Regions from separate parts of the Mus musculus genome. Here regions 1 and 2 are each linked to region 3. The links are chromatin loops, found by intact Hi-C in ENCODE. Cell type or tissue: heart. All regions are shown on one strand. Each heading gives the region's core, and the rest is flanking DNA. Links, peaks and the distances in the headings are about the cores only.

Region 1 (4,726 bases), core at 1-2,500, 57 kb after region 3:
GGCACAGGTCAGGCAGCAGTGGCAGTGACAAATAGCAGGGTTGTCATTAGATTGGAGGGGCTTTTATGGACTCTTCATTAGGTGACAGGGGTCTGGAATCCAAGCAGTTCTGGATAACACTGTTCAACTGTCTTAGCTTCATTCCTTGTTACTGTGATTGGAAACCCTAGCGAAAGCAACTTGTGGGAGAAAGGGTTTATTTGGTTTACAACTCCAGGTTACAGTCCATCACTGCTGTGAAGTCAAGGCAGCACTGCATGGAAGCAGTTAGTCACATTAAATCCACAGTCAAGAGCAGAGAGCAATGAATTAATGTATGCACGTGAATGTCAGCTCACTTTCTCCACTCTTAGGCAGCTTAGAATCTCTTGCCTAGGGTATGGTGTCTAGTATAGTGGGCAGGTTTTCCTGTCTTGGCTTAGGTAATCTAGATAATTCCAGGCCAACCTGATCTAGACAACTCCTTATTGAGACTCTTTTCTCGGCCAATTTGATTTGTTCTATGTTGACAATTAAAGGTAACCATCTCACTCTGCCTCCATCTTTCCCCAGAAGATGCTCCACCTAGATCTGGGATCTTTCTGTGCTTGTAAGTGGGGATTGCAAGCTGCTTAGGGGTCATCATGAAAAGATATTGGGAAGAGGAAGGAACCTTCCAGAAAGAAAATCTAAGGACGACCTTTACAAGTGGTTAAGCAAGGTGGTAGGAGTATATAAACTGTCATGATGTTAAACTGATGAAACTGGAAGATGCTTGCGAAGTGCTGGGTGTGTTTCTGTTTGATAATGTCTACTTTGAGGGCCTCGTAGGAAACACCCATGCCTCCAAACGCTACGGTGTCCCAGTATGCCACAGGAAATTAAAACAAGACAAAACACGTTGAGCCTGGCATTGAGTTTAAGTCACTCCATAACTGCCCCACCATCCCCCGAGTGTAGATACCACACAGGGTTCCACTACAGGTTGTACAACTGCAGTATCATTCCCACAACAGTCTAAAGTTTGTGGTCTTCTGTCTCATACTTGGTGTGTTGGGATTGTTTGTGGGAGGTAGTAAGGAGGTGGGGCTCTGTGTTGAGAGGAGGGACCTTGAGCTCTGGGAAACAGTGGGACCTAGGCAGCCTCTGCCCTTGTATGAGGAGATGCAGTGTTTTCTTGGGGTATCTCCAGAAGCTGCACTTGCAGCAGATGCCTCGCTACAGTTATCTGGATAAACACGCCCTTGGTGCTGCTGTTGGGCTCACTTGGAGCTTCAGCCCTGTCCCCTGGGGGATCCCGCGCTCTGCCTTCCAGGCTAGCATGCTTGGACCGTGGGCTGCCCACATGGACGCCTCAAAGGTCAGATTTGGACATAGGCCTAGGCCAATACACAGCCAGCCGGCCTGCATCAGTTAGAGGCATCAGCGACCAGCAGCATTCCCATTCCCACGGGAATCAGTATAAGCCCACTTCAAAGAATATTTTGAAATGATCATCTGCAAACTCCAGAAAGCAGAGACCACGTCTGTCTAGGTCATTCCTGTGTTCCCCCCGGGGCCTAGCAAGAGTCCTTGGCACTGGGGAGAGCTCAGTAAATATTTACTGAAAGAATGAGAGAATGATTGCGCACAGATCCATGACTCATGCCTTGTCCCCGTGTTTCCTCACAGAAATAAATGTCTCCCTATGATACTGGCAAAATCCTACAGACGGTACTGCCAACTGCCTGGGGGAGGGGGAGGCTGGGCAAGGATCACAGTGCCTGCACCTGCTTCCTGGTCACCAGGAGATCTGAGCTGTGGTCCCAGCTGCCCCATGCTCCGTGACCTTGGGCTAACCAAAGAGCTTCTGTGGGTAGCTGTCTTCCCATGATAACTGGGAGAGATAACGCTTGCCTCTTGGGTAACTCAATCTTTGAGGAGGATGGAACTGAGTAGTTACAAATTTTAACCCCCAGTTCCCAGCTCAGAGGCCACGAGTTCCGGTCACTTCTTTTAGTTAAGAAGGAGTCTATTTTGCAATTTTATGCTTCTTCCGCCCCTGAGGCCAAATGTTTGTTTTACTAATAGACGACTCACTGTTAAAATAAGCCAGTGTGTGGTATTTCATTACCAGGGTCTATTATCTAGAAACTTCTAGATCTTTAAGGGCCTATATGTAGATAGATGATATCAGAGAGTAGACATACAGGAATGGAAAAGTGCCCAAGGCAAGATGGATCCGTTTCCTAAAACAGGCACTGGTACTTAGCCTGCTGCATGAAGACATGAGAGTTACTTACTGGTGTTTTGCAGTGTGGCCGGGCAGGTATTGGAAAAACAGCCTGTGGAAAGAGAATATGAGGGGTGAAGGCATCAGGAAACCTAGCACCAGCTGAGGCCAATCTGGTGCTCACTGCAGGGTCCCCAGGAAAGCTTCTCCCAACCCCATCCTAACTTACGCCTTTGATGTTAACCACAGCTCCAGGGGGCCCTGGGGGCCCTGGGGGTCCAGGTAGGCCAGGTGGACCCTGAAGGAAGAAAAGAAAAGCCGCTGCTGTGTTTAAGGATGTGGGAGGCAGCTACAGCATTTGCTACACACTCTGAGCTGGAAGCTGGGAGGGAGTAGCTTCCAGAGCACTCCCTCATCTGGGGCATACTGAAAAGGGTTGGTAAAGCATGCGGGAGACAGCTGGACAGCTATGCCGTCCTGGCTGACACCCACAAATAATGAGGCCCAGAGAAGGGATACAACCTGCTCAGAGCCACACAGCAGCTCACAGAGAACTGAAATTGGAACCCAGATTCTGGTTCCCGGAGCAATGCTCCGTTAAGATCTGCATTCCTGGGCCGTGTGTGGGAGCAAGGAGGGGGGACACAGGATGCATAGAACCCCTTTTCTTTCCTTCTCCTTTCTGTCTGGTGTCTGCATTGGGGAGACTGACACTCTTCAGCATGGGAATGGTCTAGGTGGGACACAGGACCCTCCTGAGAGTGAGATGGGGGGGAGCGGGGCTGAGTGTGTGCACCTCTGGAAGCAATGGAGGAAGAAAGAAAGCTTCCCTGAGCACACATTCTGCAGGCCCCACTCATTGAACTTCGAGGTACTGGACACTCTAACAGGATCTCGTCTGCACTGCAGCCCCAGGGCATGAGGTGCAGAAGTAGCCATGGTACTCACAGGCAGCGTGACCCCTCGATCTCCTTTGGCACCCTTGAGGCCATTCAGTCCTGGGCGACCCTGAGATACACACAAGATGCCTTAGTGAGCTCTTGCTGTGGGTCAGCTTTGCCACCACATGCCCCATCTTTTAGTCTGGGGAACACTGATACCTACAGGTCGTCCTGGGAGGCCAAACTCTCCTTTGTGTCCTGGTGGTCCTTTGGGTCCCTAGAAGCAAAACAAGCACCAGGCTAGCAAATGCCCGAAACTCAGAGTCCAGAGATAGGGGAGTGCTGGGACTGCTCTTGTAGGGAGAGCAGCAGGGACAGGATGAAGGGACATTGGCAATGGCCCTGGAGTACCCGCCTGCCCGGTTCCTGGTCTCCTGCCTCTCCTCACCTAGAAGCATTTGCTCAGATTTTCAGATCTCCCAACTTTTCTAAAGGCTACACAGCCAGGACCACCTCAGTCAGAACGGAAGAAAGAGCAAGAAGCCAGCAGCTTCGTGCCTCACGTGCCCAGGTGCTCACATGCTAGGCTGGCACAGAACATGGAGCTTTGCATTGGTCATTCATTCCAGGGTCCCCATGTCCTCTATTCTGAATCAGCTCTGCTCCTCCCTGTGCCAGTGTGCCCAAGAACAGGCTGGAGGATGGTAGTCTGCCCCACCCCCACCCATCTTGAAGCCCAGCCTCAGAACAATGCCTCGGTCCTCCTGTAGAGTCCCTGACCCACAGACCCTTCTCCAGTGATGGTTTTCTGGGTCCACACACTTCTTAAGTCACTGCCCTGATCCAAGCTCCTGGCAGGAATCACCTTGTCTACTGGAGCCTGAGGAATAGCAGCTATAATCATGTGCCCCTCTGCCCACCGCCATTACTATAGATAGCATGCCCTAAAAGATGCATTAAGAGAGGGTCAGCATGAAAAAAATCTCTGATATATATTACTCTCAGGGAAGTGAAAAGCAAAAGTAGAGGGAGTTTTCAGGGCATGGGTGGGCCACTTGGTAGGTGGTTCTCTGGAACATTCCCCACGTGCGCATGTACATGGAGTGTCCTGGGTCTCATGAAAGTGCAGATGAAGAGTGTCTGCGCTAGTATATGGGCCAGGGCCTGCCATTCTGCATTGTTACTAAGCTCCCAGGTGATGCTGGGGGGATGCTGATCCACAGACCACACTTTGAGTAACAAGCCTTAGCATTTTTGTAAAAGAGTCATAAGCTACACTGGTCTCTAGGGCCATAGTTAGCCCAGATGGAAGCATTATGCAAATTAAAAGGTGCCCTTATTGCCTGTGTTTGGCAAGCTGTGCACAAGCTGGCCTTCAGTGGGACACCCGCCATAGCCATCTGGAGCCTCCTGCTGGCCCCACTACTAACTGTTTGCATTTCCCATAGAACTGGAGGTTACTGAGTGGTTAACCAGTTGGGAACAAGACTCTCCCATCTGCCTTCACTCTCAGCCCATGTAGTCTATATTTGGTCTTTTCTGCCTGACTTCAGGGACTCAAAAGCCTCAGAAGGTTTCCTGAAGGATGTGCTTGGAACACATAGGCGTTCACTCACGTGCAAACCTTTCTCCCCGGGCCTGAGGTCCAGCTTCA
Region 2 (4,726 bases), core at 1-2,500, 120 kb before region 3:
AAACCATGCCTCCCTCCTAAAGGGCCTTTAACTAACTAGATGGCCACGTCAGCTCGGGCTCACTCGGCCCCTATTAATCTTTCCATCCTGGAACTCCTCCTTCCAGCAATGCAATGCAACCCTGGGTACCTAGCCTCCTCCAGCCATAACCGGGCGTCCCCCGCAAGCCCCCAGCCACTTACCTCTGCCGAACAGTGGATCCCGCAGCCCGTGCGGCCACCGCTTTGCTGGGAGAGCGGCCAGAGGAGCCCACGTTGGTGCCACTGGGCGTTGGACCCGGCTGCAGAGGGAAGCAGACAAACAGTGAACATCGCGGGTCAAATCCTCTTCACACCCCCGACCCCACACCCACCCGAGAAGCTGGGAAGAGCAATGAGGTCCCAGAAAGGAAGACCAAGATAGGGGCTAGTGCACCCCATGGAAGCGGGGACCGCGCACCATGCTGATGCCTAAGAACGGTGGGCACAGGAGGCAGGAAGAGGGAAGTCGTGAAGTTGCCGAGCACTCAGAACTCTCGTAGATACAGGCTCTGGCACCGCCCCCCGGCCGGCTGGCAGGGCCTTCGCAGACTCTTGGATGACTGGGCTGTCCTGAGATATGCCTGTAAAGATTACGCCGACAACAACTGGGCCGTGTGAAAGTACAGCCCTTTCGCTTCTTTTATGTAATTTATTTAGCGTGCTTAATATGGTCAAACATCACCAAATTGCAAGCTTTGGACAGGTCCACATGAGAAATTGAGTCAGGCATTTTCTTAGCGCCCACAAGCTTATCGCTGATGTGGCCTAAACTAACGCAGGCGTAGTTGCGCTGGCTCGGCTTTCAGTAGCCAGAGGGGGCCAGGGGCGGAGCTTGCAGGAGCTTGCAGAAGCTCGCGCGGAGAGCGCAAGCGCGGCTCATCTACCATGGCCGAAAACCTGTACCGAGCCCGTTCCCGGGTTTACAGCCCATCTGTGCTGTTTCTGCACCCAGACATGGGTATAGGCGGAGCCGAGCGCCTAGTGCTGGACGCGGCGCTGGCGCTGCAGGAGTACGGCTGTGATGTGAAGATATGGACCGCGCACTACGACCCGAACCACTGCTTCATCGAGACCCGCGAGCTCTCGGTGCAATGCGCAGGGGACTGGCTGCCTCGCAGCCTGGGCTGGGGCGGCCGCGGCGCCGCCATCTGCTCCTACGTGCGCATGGTCTTTCTGGCGCTCTACGTGCTGTTTCTCTCCGGCGAGGAGTTCGACGTGGTGGTGTGCGACCAGGTGAGGCCGCCACCAATTCTTGGCTGGGGGGGGGGGGGGGGGGCGGCGCCGAGAGGGGGGGAGGGACCGCTGTTCTAGGTTTTTAGGAACTGTCCAGCAGGAGTCCCCAGGGAGAGAACGGCCACCAATTTTAGTATGGATAGACCCTTTAAAATGGCAGATCTCAGGGACATCTCTCCCCCGCCCCCTTCCTTTCGTTGAAGATCCTTGAGGTAGGGCTTATGTGTCTGCATTTTAAATGTTTAGCCTTGGGACTAAAATGATTGGATCCAGGTGGTTGCTGGCATTAAAAGACGACTTCCGGCCACACCTTGTATGTGACTCAATTTACTCTTCTTTCTTCTCCGTTATTCCTTTGTCTCTGCTTTCAGGTCCCATCCATCCCACCCTTCCAGTCTTTCTAATACTGCCATTCCAGTACTTAGCAGTGCCACGGATTAAAGTCAAGCTAAACATATCGTTTCCCCATTAGGGTCCCCATTGGTCTTTGGAGAAAAATCCAGTTATTTTGTCTATACAAGTGTCTGAGCTTGCATATCAAAACCAGAGGTCAGCTAATATTCACCTGAACATTGGAGTCAGGCTCTCTCACTGAACCTGGAACTGAAAGATTGAGCTAGACTTTTGGACAGGTGTGCACTGCCATACCCAACATTCCTGGAGCCAACCCTCAGTCCTCAGTGTTTTTTTTTTTTTAATTAAGAAGTAACATTTACTCAGGAGTAAAAGTTCAAATAGGAAGTATAATGTAAAAATTCCCTGTCCCCATCCTTGAGAGGGCGAGCCATTGTCAACAGTGTCTTCTGCATCCTTCCAGAAGTGATGTGTGGCCCTGGTAGTATATGTGTCTGTTTCCTGCTACATCTTATATGTACACAGCTGGGATCCAGTTTACCTGCTGTTGGACTTTTTGCTTTTGTTCTGCAAAAATTTGAAACATCTTGCTTATTGATATTCAAGATCCACATCAGTCTCTTCAGTGACTGGAAAGTCCCCTGTCCTGTAAATATTTCAGTCTTCCCTAAAAGACACTAACATTGCTGTGTGTGTGTGTGTGTGTGTGTGTGTGTGTGATCCTAGGTGTGACACTAGATATGACATCCTAATACTGCATTTATTTCACTTCTTACAGTCCTCTGAGGAATCTCCTGATAGTCATGGTCATTGTAAATGTCAGTAACAGTTTCCAGCCTTTACTTACAATGATGTCACCTTATTCTTCCAAGGTCTATACTTGGCTACCCAGTGCTCTTATCTAAGCTGACATGTGGAAATAGCCACAGTTGCTCCAGGGAATCTTTAATTATGATCCTGAGTTGCACTGAACCACCCTGAGGAAGCCGTATGTTCATGGTTAATGCAGACATTTACCCAGGTCCTATGGATTCAGTAATACCAGGCAGCTAGTCAACCAGGAAAAGGCTTATGGCCAAGGAGGTTAAGGCGACCAGTCACTTATCTACTGTTTTACCTTGGTTAGGTGTCTGCCTGTATCCCGGTGTTCAAACTGGCCAGACGGCGTAAGAGGGTCCTATTTTACTGTCACTTCCCAGATCTGCTGCTTACTCAGAGAAATTCAGCTCTGAAGAAGTTCTACAGGGCCCCCATCGACTGGATCGAGGAATACACCACAGGCATGGCAGACCGCATCTTGGTCAACAGCCAGTACACTGCTTCCGTCTTTAAAGAAACCTTCAAGACCCTGTCTCACAGAAATCCTGATGTGCTCTACCCATCTCTGAATATCGGCAGCTTTGACTTGGCTATTCCTGAAAAGATAGATGACCTCGTCCCCAAGGGGAAGCAATTCCTGTTCCTCTCTATCAACCGATACGAAAGGAAGAAAAATCTGCCCTTGGCACTGAGATCCTTGGTGCAGCTTCGGAATCGGTTACCATCTCAAGAGTGGGATAAGGTTCATCTCTTCATGGCCGGTGGTTATGACGATAGGATCCCGGAGAACGTGGAGCACTATAAGGAGTTGAAGAAAATGGTCCAAGAGTCAGACCTTGAGCGTCATGTGACCTTCCTGCGGTCCTTCTCGGACAGACAGAAGATCTCACTCCTCCACGGCTGCTTGTGTGTGCTCTACACTCCGAGCAACGAGCACTTTGGCATCGTCCCTCTGGAGGCCATGTACATGCAGTGCCCAGTCATCGCTGTTAATAACGGTGGGCCCCTGGAGTCCATTGTCCACAAGGTCACGGGGTTCCTGTGTGAGCCAGACCCAGTGCACTTCTCAGAAGCCATGGAGAAGTTCATCCACAAACCATCCTTAAAAGCCACGATGGGCCTCGCTGGAAAAGCCAGGGTGGCGGAGAAGTTTTCAGCTGATGCATTTGCAGACCAGCTGTACCAGTATGTCACGAAGCTGGTGTAGTCAGGAGAGTACAGTGTAGAGTCTGTATGCTACATGCACTGCGATCCCTCTTATGGGTTGTAGAAACGCCTTTGAAACCAAAAGAAAGGGGGAAACAAAGGAGCTAGAATCTAGTGCTAGTGAGATTTTCTTTTTTAAGTAGACTTGAGTCTTGAATGTGAGCCACCTGTCCACCACACCTACCTGTCATTTCTGAAATATTCTTAATGCTGTAATCATTCCGTATCTCGTGAGTGTTGTTGAAAGTATGGTAGGAATCTGCTGCTAGCAGACTATTTTAACTCTATTTTCCTGGATTATTGTTCCTTTATATATAAAGGTTTGATCATCCAGTGCCTTAATTGGCTTTAGTAGTGTAGGTCTTACCATTGTCACAGTCAATTGATTTGACTTCAGAGCGTAATGGGAACGAGGCTGCTGCAGCTCCCAAGCTCGGTTTACTTAAAGTGTTCTCTAGTAGCTGCTAGAAAATTTTTGTTAGAATTTTGGCTGGATCTATAACAAGAGTACTCAGTATTATTTATTGTTTTGGTTTTTGTTTTGTTTTGTTTTTTACTGCAACTTGACAATAAAATATGTTTGGCATCAGAAGAGAATAGAACATTAGATCTGAGCCCGATGCTCTGACTTCATCTTGTTAAATACATAAACCTGAAGTCAGAAGACTAGGATAAATGAGATAGTTTACATGAAGGAACACCATCACACATGTTTTGGCCTACCGTGTCACGCTTGGCCTTATTCCTTTGAGCCTGTGCCAGAACAGTGTATTGAGGCAGGGAGCAAAGACAAAAAGGGTCCCATATCCCTTTCTAGAAAATATCCCTTGATGACCTGATTCTCTTCCACTAGCCCTCACTACTAAAAGTCCTGTCACCTCCTAGTGTGGCTCTCAGTGTGGGCCGGGGACCAGGCCTCAGGGCACAGGCCTTTGGGAACTGTATTAGAGTTCTCTAAAATAGCAAACAGCACTTAACAGAATGAATTCCCAGAAGAAGAAGAACAAATGGCGTACAGGCTTCTGTCCAGCTAATCCAACAATGAACAGAAAGTCCAGAAATCCAGTAGTTGTTCAGTCCAGGAGGCTGAATGT
Region 3 (7,708 bases), core at 2,885-5,384:
TTTATGAGTTTTAATGTTTTTATTGAATATACAAAGTTTTCTATTCTTCCAGAAACATACACAAACTACAGAAAAGACTTTCATTCCTCATGTATATCAAAGTGGTATATCCTTGACCAATTGTATTGTGTTAAAATGTCTGATTTTAAAAACTGCTGTTTAAGTTGCTGACTTAAATTTCATTTTAAAAATTATTACATAAATCTCATCTTGTGATTAAGATAGAATTGCAACAATTTCTGAAATGGTCCTAAACATCTGTAATTATGTGGAGTCGCCAGCACTGGATGATTCAGTTCTTTAAGAAAAAATAAACTCACCCATCTCATTACTACAGAAATGTGCTTTAATCTTTAATAAATGGTAAAACTGTATATACCAATGAATTGTTTTAAAATAATTTTATTTATGCTCTATTATCAGTACATTTGATTTATATACCCATCTTTTACATTTTGTATGTGACTCATGGGCACATACAATCTTTTGAGAAAAGAGGGTGGCAAATGGGGAAAGTTTATGAAGTACTAGTCTAGGTTTTGAGCAATAAAAACATCTAGGCTAATTTTGTATTACATCATTGCCTAAGTAGGCTATAAAGTCCTCCAGGACATGAACCAGCCTTCTCAGCATCCACGTCAATACTGCTAAATGCATGAACGTGTCCTGCTTTGTTTTAGGTAGAAAAGAATTAATTACTTTACCCAAATAACTGTTAGATATGGTCACTTATAGTTGATGCATAATTATAACAATTCTCCCACTTTGTCCACCATTATTTCCTTCCTAAGCCAATGTCAAAAACCCATTGTATCTTCTACTGTAGACCTATGTAAAGAGAATGTTCAAGTAAACTAAGAAACTGATGGCTAAGTTATGTTATCAAATATCAACTGTTCTTTAAGTGAGTCATGCTACTTTGGTGTAACAGGTGCACAGATTTTGAACCCTGAAAGCCTAAGTGCAAATCCTAATTTCTGCACTTACTAAGAACTTAATCTTCTGCACCTCAGTTTTCATGTCAATATACAGGACAAATACTGGTACTGCGAGGGTTCTGATACTGTGTCTTTTACATCTGCATTATAATCAACTCCCAATAAACAGTAACTATTAAGTTTAATCATAGTTGGCATCCACAGTCTGGAGAGACTTTTGTTTTGGCTTGTTTTGCTTTTTAAAATGTTGTTATCCAATTTCCGCAACAAAAATGTATTTTCACTGTATGCAGGTTGCTAATGCCGAGCCTCAGTATTTTGCTTTCTCCTATTTTAATTGGTTCCTGACAAAGTTTTTTTCAATCTTCCCTCCAGAGGTGACAACCAGTATCACGACCGGCTTTAATATTTTGGGAAACCACACATTTCCCTTCAAACCCCAGCTACACAGAGGTCTGGTTTTAAAACTACCGCTTAGGGAAATGATACACCCAAAGCAACGATCCCCTCGAGAAAAGGAATAATTTGATCAATTCTACAGAACCGTTCCCATTCAAACGTTCCCAAATCTGCAGAGTGAGCAAACGTTCAAGTTTCTACTAGCAAGAAGACAATCTGCAGCCTTCTGGTTACTGGACTCTGAACTCTTCCCAGACTCACGAAGCGAGAACATTCCGCGCATCTTCGCGCCTGCTTCTCACACAAAGCCCCTGGTTGAAGAAAAGTCGCCCTAGGCGGGCGTCGGCACTCACGGCGGTGCGGCCCACCCGGGGTCTCTGCCCACGGCGCCCCTTTCGACCCTCCGGGGAGCCCTCCAAGCGCCCGGCCCCGGAGCGCCTCCACGCCGGTGCCCGCCCACGCCCCAACAGCTTCAGGCCGGGGCGCATTTAGGCAGTGGAATCAGGGGGCCACGGTCCCGGCCGGCCTCGCACCCCTAAGGGCAGCCCCCGACCTCGGCAGGCTCGCCAGCCGCTGCCCCCCGGGAGCCCAAGAGGGCCGGCCTCTGCTCGGTGCTCCGCCACCCGCGCTCGACACCGCCCCCGCCCCGCCTCTCCTCCCCGCCCCGGCTCGCGTGGCGCCTGCCGGGTCAGGAGCGCCCGGCCGGCCGGGCGCCGCCACCTGCGCCCCCGGCCCCGCGCCATGTTTGAGAAAGAGCTGAAGCGAGCCAGAGGCCCGGCCCGGCCCGCGCGCCCCGCAGCCACCCGCCCGCCACTCACCCTTCGCCCCCGGGAGCAGCGTCGCCGCCGCCACCAACACGATGAGGAGCTGCGGACGACGTGGAGCAGCGGCCGCCGCCTCCATGGTCCCGCCGCCACTGTTTGTGGCCCGGCCCGGCCCCGGCCGCAGCTTCTCCTCAGGAAGCCTCGCCCCTCCTCGCCCCACCTCCCCGCCGCCGCCGCGGCCTCGCTCCGGCCCTTTGTAACTGCTCGAGGGGCGTACGCCCATTGGCTGCCCGGCTCCCGCCGACCCCGCCTCCCCCGCCGCCCGCGAGCGCCCTAGCGGGACCTAGCCGAGAGCCCCGCCCGCGGGGCCCTGGGCTACCAATGAGCGGCCGTGGGTTTCTGCCTCTAACCACGCCCCCGCACTGCTGGGCCTCTGACCACGCCCCCTCACCGCTGGGCGCCTTTACTCCAGCCACAGCGGGCAGCTCGCGCTCCCGCGGCGGGTGGGGGCAGGGTCCCAGTCTGCGCGCCCGAGGGAGCCCACGGTCCCGACTGAGCGCAGGGTGTGCCTGTGAGAGTTGCTCAGGGAAAGACTGTGACCGTTGCACGCTCTTTTCTTCTACTCCAACCCCACCCTGACTTCCCCTGCACAGTCCTGCACCCGCAAAACCCAACTCTCGCCACTCGGACCCTCAATATTGTCCGGGGTTCAACTTCCCCCACCCTAGACCCGCGGCTTCCAGCCTCCCCGCAAAGACAGTCCGATTTCTTTCTGCACTCCACGTCCGCCCCAGACCTCGTCGTCCTCTCCCCAAATTCCAGTCTCAAAGTCGGAGCCCAGTTTCGGAATCCCAAGGTGGAGCTCAGACACACCCCCGAGTGGCCTCTGTGTCTCGGCACCGTAAAAAGACCCAGACTAAGGGTCCCCGCCGCCCTCCTTCCCTCCCACCTTTGCTGTCCCCGCGTGGAAGCGGAGAGGCCCACGGGTTTCGAAGGAGGGAGGATTGCCCTACGAAGAAGCATCCCGCCCCGGGGCGAAGCGGGAGCAGTCATAGGTACTTTGAGTTGTCTCCGACACTCCTGTGTAATAATTTCGAGGTGTCACTAAAAACCCAAATAAACTCAGCTCCGCTTTCATTCTGAATTCCTAATTTACTGTGAGACGCTCCACCCACCTTCCCTCTGGGACGCCAAAATGAGCTCCAGATTTGTAATTCTTCCTGTCAGACTAGTCCTTTCTTCAGACACAAACACAGTCACGGAGGCGGCCGCATGGCACCGACAGCATTTTTCCGCAGAACCTTTTAAGGAGAAAATGTTATTTTCTGTGTGATTTGAACTCGGAATTAAATAAAGCTCCGTAGTAGGAATCAGCCGGCCTCTAGTAGCTGTTGGTAAATTGCTTTATAGCCACTTTCCAAGAGTTTGATCCTGCTTATGAAAGCAAACCGTGGGGGCTAAGAGCTGGGGTCTGAGACTGCTCCTCGGCTCCAGCTAGGACACGCTTCAGCAAGTCCTCAACCTGCCAGAACCTGAACAGGCCTGCTCTCTGGGACTCCAGAACCATCAGTTCCTGCCTCCCCTGGCTCCCCTGGCCCCCCTGGCTCAAATGCCCTGAGGTTACAGGGACTAAATTTGACCAGCTTCTAATGAAATCTCTCTGGGAGATATAAAGAGCCTGACACACCTAAAATCTCCAGTGACTGCCCCCGCCTCACCCCCACCCCTAAAGCCTTGTACTTCCTAGGCAAGTACTCTACTCATAAGCTATACCCCCAGCTCTTGTGCTCCTATGTGCACCGTATGCAAGTAGTGCTTGTGGGGTCCAGAAGAGGGCGTCCAATCACTTGGAACTGGAGTGACACCTGGAGTGGAACTGTGAGCCACCTAACAAGGATGCTAAGAACGGAACCACTTCCTCTGCAAGAGCAGCAGTCTCTTAACTATTAACCTATCTCTCCGGCCCCCAGCCCTTGGTTTTTAAAGATGGGGGTCTCACTATGCAAACCAGGCTAGACTGAAACTCGGAATCCTCCTTCCTTAGTCCTCCACCTCCCCTCCCCCAGGCCTGGGGTTGCAGCCACATGCCAAGATGCCCCCCCTATTTTTCTTTTTCTGATCTAGTCTGTGTCTTGCATAAGATCTCAAGAGATTTTTATGCTATGCATGAATAATTAATCTCATAGGAATTTTTTCTCTGGTTATCTTTAATGGGTTGCAAATATTAAAAGCTCCCATCCCACTTATAAATGGGACTGAATCACAAGTCCAGAGTGCCTTAGTGACATAATGTGTCTGGAACAGTGTCTGGGACATAGTAAATATTTAGTTAATACCATTTACTTTGCCCCCTCCCCTTTGCATGATGTTAACCTTGAGTCTAACCCAATGCTTTGCCTTATGAAGCCTGTACTGATCAACATGAGGATTTTTTTCTGTGACACATTTCCTAGTCCAGGACATTTTCCATGGAATGAAGTGTGTTCACTTGGAAACTGAGGAACAAGAAGGAGAAACAGACTATTTTTAAATTATATCTTTCTGATATTAGGGGGAAATTTCCATGAGCTACAGATCTGAAAACAAGCTGTGTTAGAATGAAACAAAACCTGTCCATTTAAATTTGGGACTCTCTACAGTTTTTTGGGTTCAGCTGCTTGGGTCTGGGACCTGGAATGCCTGCTTAAGCTCCTCTGGAGGCAGTCCAAGAATATGCATCGCTAATAAACTACTCAGGAGGTTCTACTGCACAGGGCACCTGACCACTTCAGAAGACATTCACCTGCTTAAATATAGTAAAATGAATGAACCCACCTGTGTTGAAAGGTTGAGCCAAAGGTCGAAGCCTCCAGCCTTAGAGACTTCTGGACCCTCGTGATCCTAACATTCTCTAGATATGGGTCTGGGCTGCCTGATTTCTACTCACTCCCTAGCCTCAACACTCATTCCACCTTCTGTTACCCCTCCCCCCCACACACACACCTCCCGTCCACCCTCCTTGTGGCAAAGTAAGAATTATCTTACCTATACACACAGTTTTGTTGTGAGGCCTAAATGAGTGGTTGCCTGTAGACAGTCAATCACAAAAGTTCATTCCCATCTTAGTCTCCACAAATTCTCGGAAGGCTCATAGGATGCTCACTCTAGTGCCTTGATTTAAAGGGGAAGAGAAAGAGGATCATCTTTCAGCAAGTTGGCTCTGGAGCTCTGTCTGAGAGAAGTACTCTAGCCCCTTGCCCTCTACCCGGTAAACCCTCAGCCTTTACGCTGAGTACATTGCTCTTTTCCCTTTGGGCAATTCTCTTAACGAAGATACTTTCTCCGAAACAGAGAGCCAAAGGTTCTAGTTCTCTCATCTCTATCCATTTCTAGAGTGGCTTGGTAACAGAATCCTAACTCCTTCAGGGAAAGCAATTTACCAGGAGGGGAGGGGGAGGGGTTCAATTTGTTCAGCTCCACACTTGAGTGAGCATGCAGCAGGGTTCAGTCCAGCAAAACGGGAACAGGAATCGCTTTCCTTCCCGGCTAAGTTTGTTCCCCCTGTGATGACTAACCTTGGCTGTCAACTTGAATCTACTAAAACCCAAGCTGCTAGCCACTCCTGCGAGTGCCTTTTTGAGCAGATTATTTGCAATGGGAAGACTCACCCTAAATGGCATTTGTTTTGTTTTGTTTTGTTTTGCTTTGCTTTGCTTTGCTTTGCTTTGCTTTGCTTTGCTTTGCTTTGCTTTGCTTTGCTTTGCTTTGCTTTGCTTTGCTTTGCTTTGCTTTGCTTTGTTTGCCTGCTTGCCCTCACTTTCACCAGCAAGTCCAAGGATCCCATTACTGTAGCCTTCCTTCACCCACTTTAGAAACAGTTTCTCTGGGCATCAGATGCACACTGGAGACCAGCCGTCCTCCAGGCTTTGAACAGCAGACTGAGACTACTGAGATGCCCAGCTTCATGGGGCTGAGAAACTCCTAGAATCTCCGCCTGTCCAGTGTGAGCGAGCAAGTGTTCCACCGCCCAAACTACATCTTGCAAAACATTCTAATAAACCTACATGTATAGTCTATCAGTTCTGTTCCTTTAGAGGACCAGGACTAATACACCATTTAAACAAGGAGCAAACACATCACTCTCACTTTCTTTCTTTCTTTCTGGAACATAATTGCAACCTCTGGAGACACAACAGCCTCTTGTAAGCATAATGGTGATAGCTCATATTAGGTTTAATAATGAAGGAAAATGGGTCTCCAGTAAATGTGGTGATCAACTACATCAACTCTAATGCATATTTCCTATTGCGCAAGAAAAAAACAAGCCTTTGTTTTAAGCCCTAGAATACTTCATTTCTGCCTATTCTGTCCTAGCCTTTCCTCTCTTCTAACCTGCAAATATTATTGATTTATGTCCTGGTTAGATGTTGCCAACTCTTTGTGCTCCTAACTGAATGACAATGTACCTCACGACTTAGTGGCTAGGAATCATAGCTGCATTTATTGTCTAGAGATTGTGGGCAGGCAGAGCCAGCTTCTCTGATCTAGAGCAATGTGAGCTGGCCTCTGCTAAGCTCTGTCATGAGCACGCTGTCAGGACCAAGCAGACCCTTTCGGGGTGGGGTGGGGGGTTTCATCCTCTAGCAGGCTAGCCTGGACTTGCTACGATGGCAATGCAGAGATCTAAGATAATGAGAGAAAATATGTAAGATCACTTCACATATTTTAGGTTTAGAGATAGCACATTGGGTTCACTATTGCCCCTTCCACTGATTTGGGCAAAAACTGAGCAGAGACCAAAGTCAAAGCATAGAGGTGAAATTATCACACACACACACACACACACACACACACACACACACACACACACACACACAATTTATATATAATATATATACAATCCATGCGTGGTTCTTAGCTCCCTTTTCATCCTTAAGGTAAGCCACACAACACAACTAGAATGTTTCTTCCCTGAAGCTGGTCATAGATAGTAACCCCCACTCCCTTTCTATCTTGGAGACACTGGACATAAAGAAACTTGCCCATCCTGTTTGACATAATACCTGAACTTAAGAAAGAGTCCTATTCTGTACTCTCCAGAGATGCAGCAGAATCAGGCTGACAGACTTGCTAAACTTCTCTACCCAGGCTAGGCACTCTAGAACATACCCTCTTGTCCAGTCATTTTTTATATGGTTAGCCATGTTTCAACTATGCCTGTGCAAGGCTGGGATGGGAGACCTCTGGGTAGATTCACACACGGAGGATCCTTGAAGGTGATGCTCTTTCCAAGGCATGGATGCTCTGTGTCCCTCTCCCACAGCGAATCCTAGGCATCTCTTCATCCGAGGGTTTTGTGATATTCTTCACAATCAGCTGCTAAGTCTAGGTGTTTTCTTCAGATGTGAGCGTTTCTAGCAATCTAATTTAGTCAGTTGGCCAGAGGCGTAAGCATAAACAAGCTGGGACTTGAAACTCACCTCAGAAGGATGTGGTTTAAGTCATTTGAAGCCTGAAGGAGATTTTACAAACACTGACCCCAGGCCCACACATTTGAAAATGCAGAGACTCAGAGGCCCCAGATTGAATCCACATAACAGCCTGGGTTTTATTCAGTTTCTAAATTGA

Evidence for each region. Peaks named below come from ENCODE experiments on the same cell type or tissue, not always from the same donor. Only the 100,000 strongest peaks of a DNase experiment are listed, where the experiment ranks them.
Region 1: a loop joins it to region 3, with 4 times the contacts of the local background. A loop is called at or near these places in 4 of 42 quality-filtered maps.
Region 2: a loop joins it to region 3, with 3 times the contacts of the local background. A loop is called at or near these places in 3 of 42 quality-filtered maps.

What each region holds. Positions count from the first base shown.
Region 1 is chr4:47,290,943-47,295,668 of GRCm38, reverse strand. It overlaps Col15a1 (collagen, type XV, alpha 1), which reads right to left. Exons shown (of 40, transcript NM_009928.3): 25 at 3,296-3,349; 26 at 3,140-3,199; 27 at 2,421-2,489; 28 at 2,262-2,303. It overlaps Gm52732 (a long non-coding RNA gene), which reads left to right. Exons shown (of 3, transcript XR_003955396.1): 3 at 1-1,913. Among named protein-coding and RNA genes, the nearest start is that of Gm52732, 9.9 kb to the left of the region's middle. In heart, for the core only: no CTCF peak of the experiment used is centred there; a DNase peak (open chromatin) is centred at 1,488.
Region 2 is chr4:47,470,466-47,475,191 of GRCm38, reverse strand. It overlaps Alg2 (asparagine-linked glycosylation 2 (alpha-1,3-mannosyltransferase)), which reads left to right and starts at 825. Exons shown (of 2, transcript NM_019998.3): 1 at 825-1,253; 2 at 2,734-4,726. The coding sequence starts at 906. The coding sequence ends at 3,633. Sec61b (Sec61 beta subunit) reads right to left here and starts at 531. Exons shown (of 4, transcript NM_024171.2): 1 at 439-531; 2 at 183-280. The coding sequence starts at 441. In heart, for the core only: a CTCF peak has its summit at 1,372; DNase peaks (open chromatin) are centred at 551 and 851; H3K4me3 peaks cover 2,152 bases; H3K27ac peaks cover 1,823 bases.
Region 3 is chr4:47,347,844-47,355,551 of GRCm38, reverse strand. Gm32435 (a long non-coding RNA gene) reads left to right here. Exons shown (of 3, transcript XR_390551.4): 3 at 1,314-3,238. Tgfbr1 (transforming growth factor, beta receptor I) reads right to left here and starts at 2,330. Exons shown (of 9, transcript NM_009370.3): 1 at 2,156-2,330. The coding sequence starts at 2,240. In heart, for the core only: a CTCF peak has its summit at 3,914 (motif pointing right); DNase peaks (open chromatin) are centred at 3,171, 3,301 and 3,651; H3K4me3 peaks cover 1,017 bases; H3K27ac peaks cover 929 bases.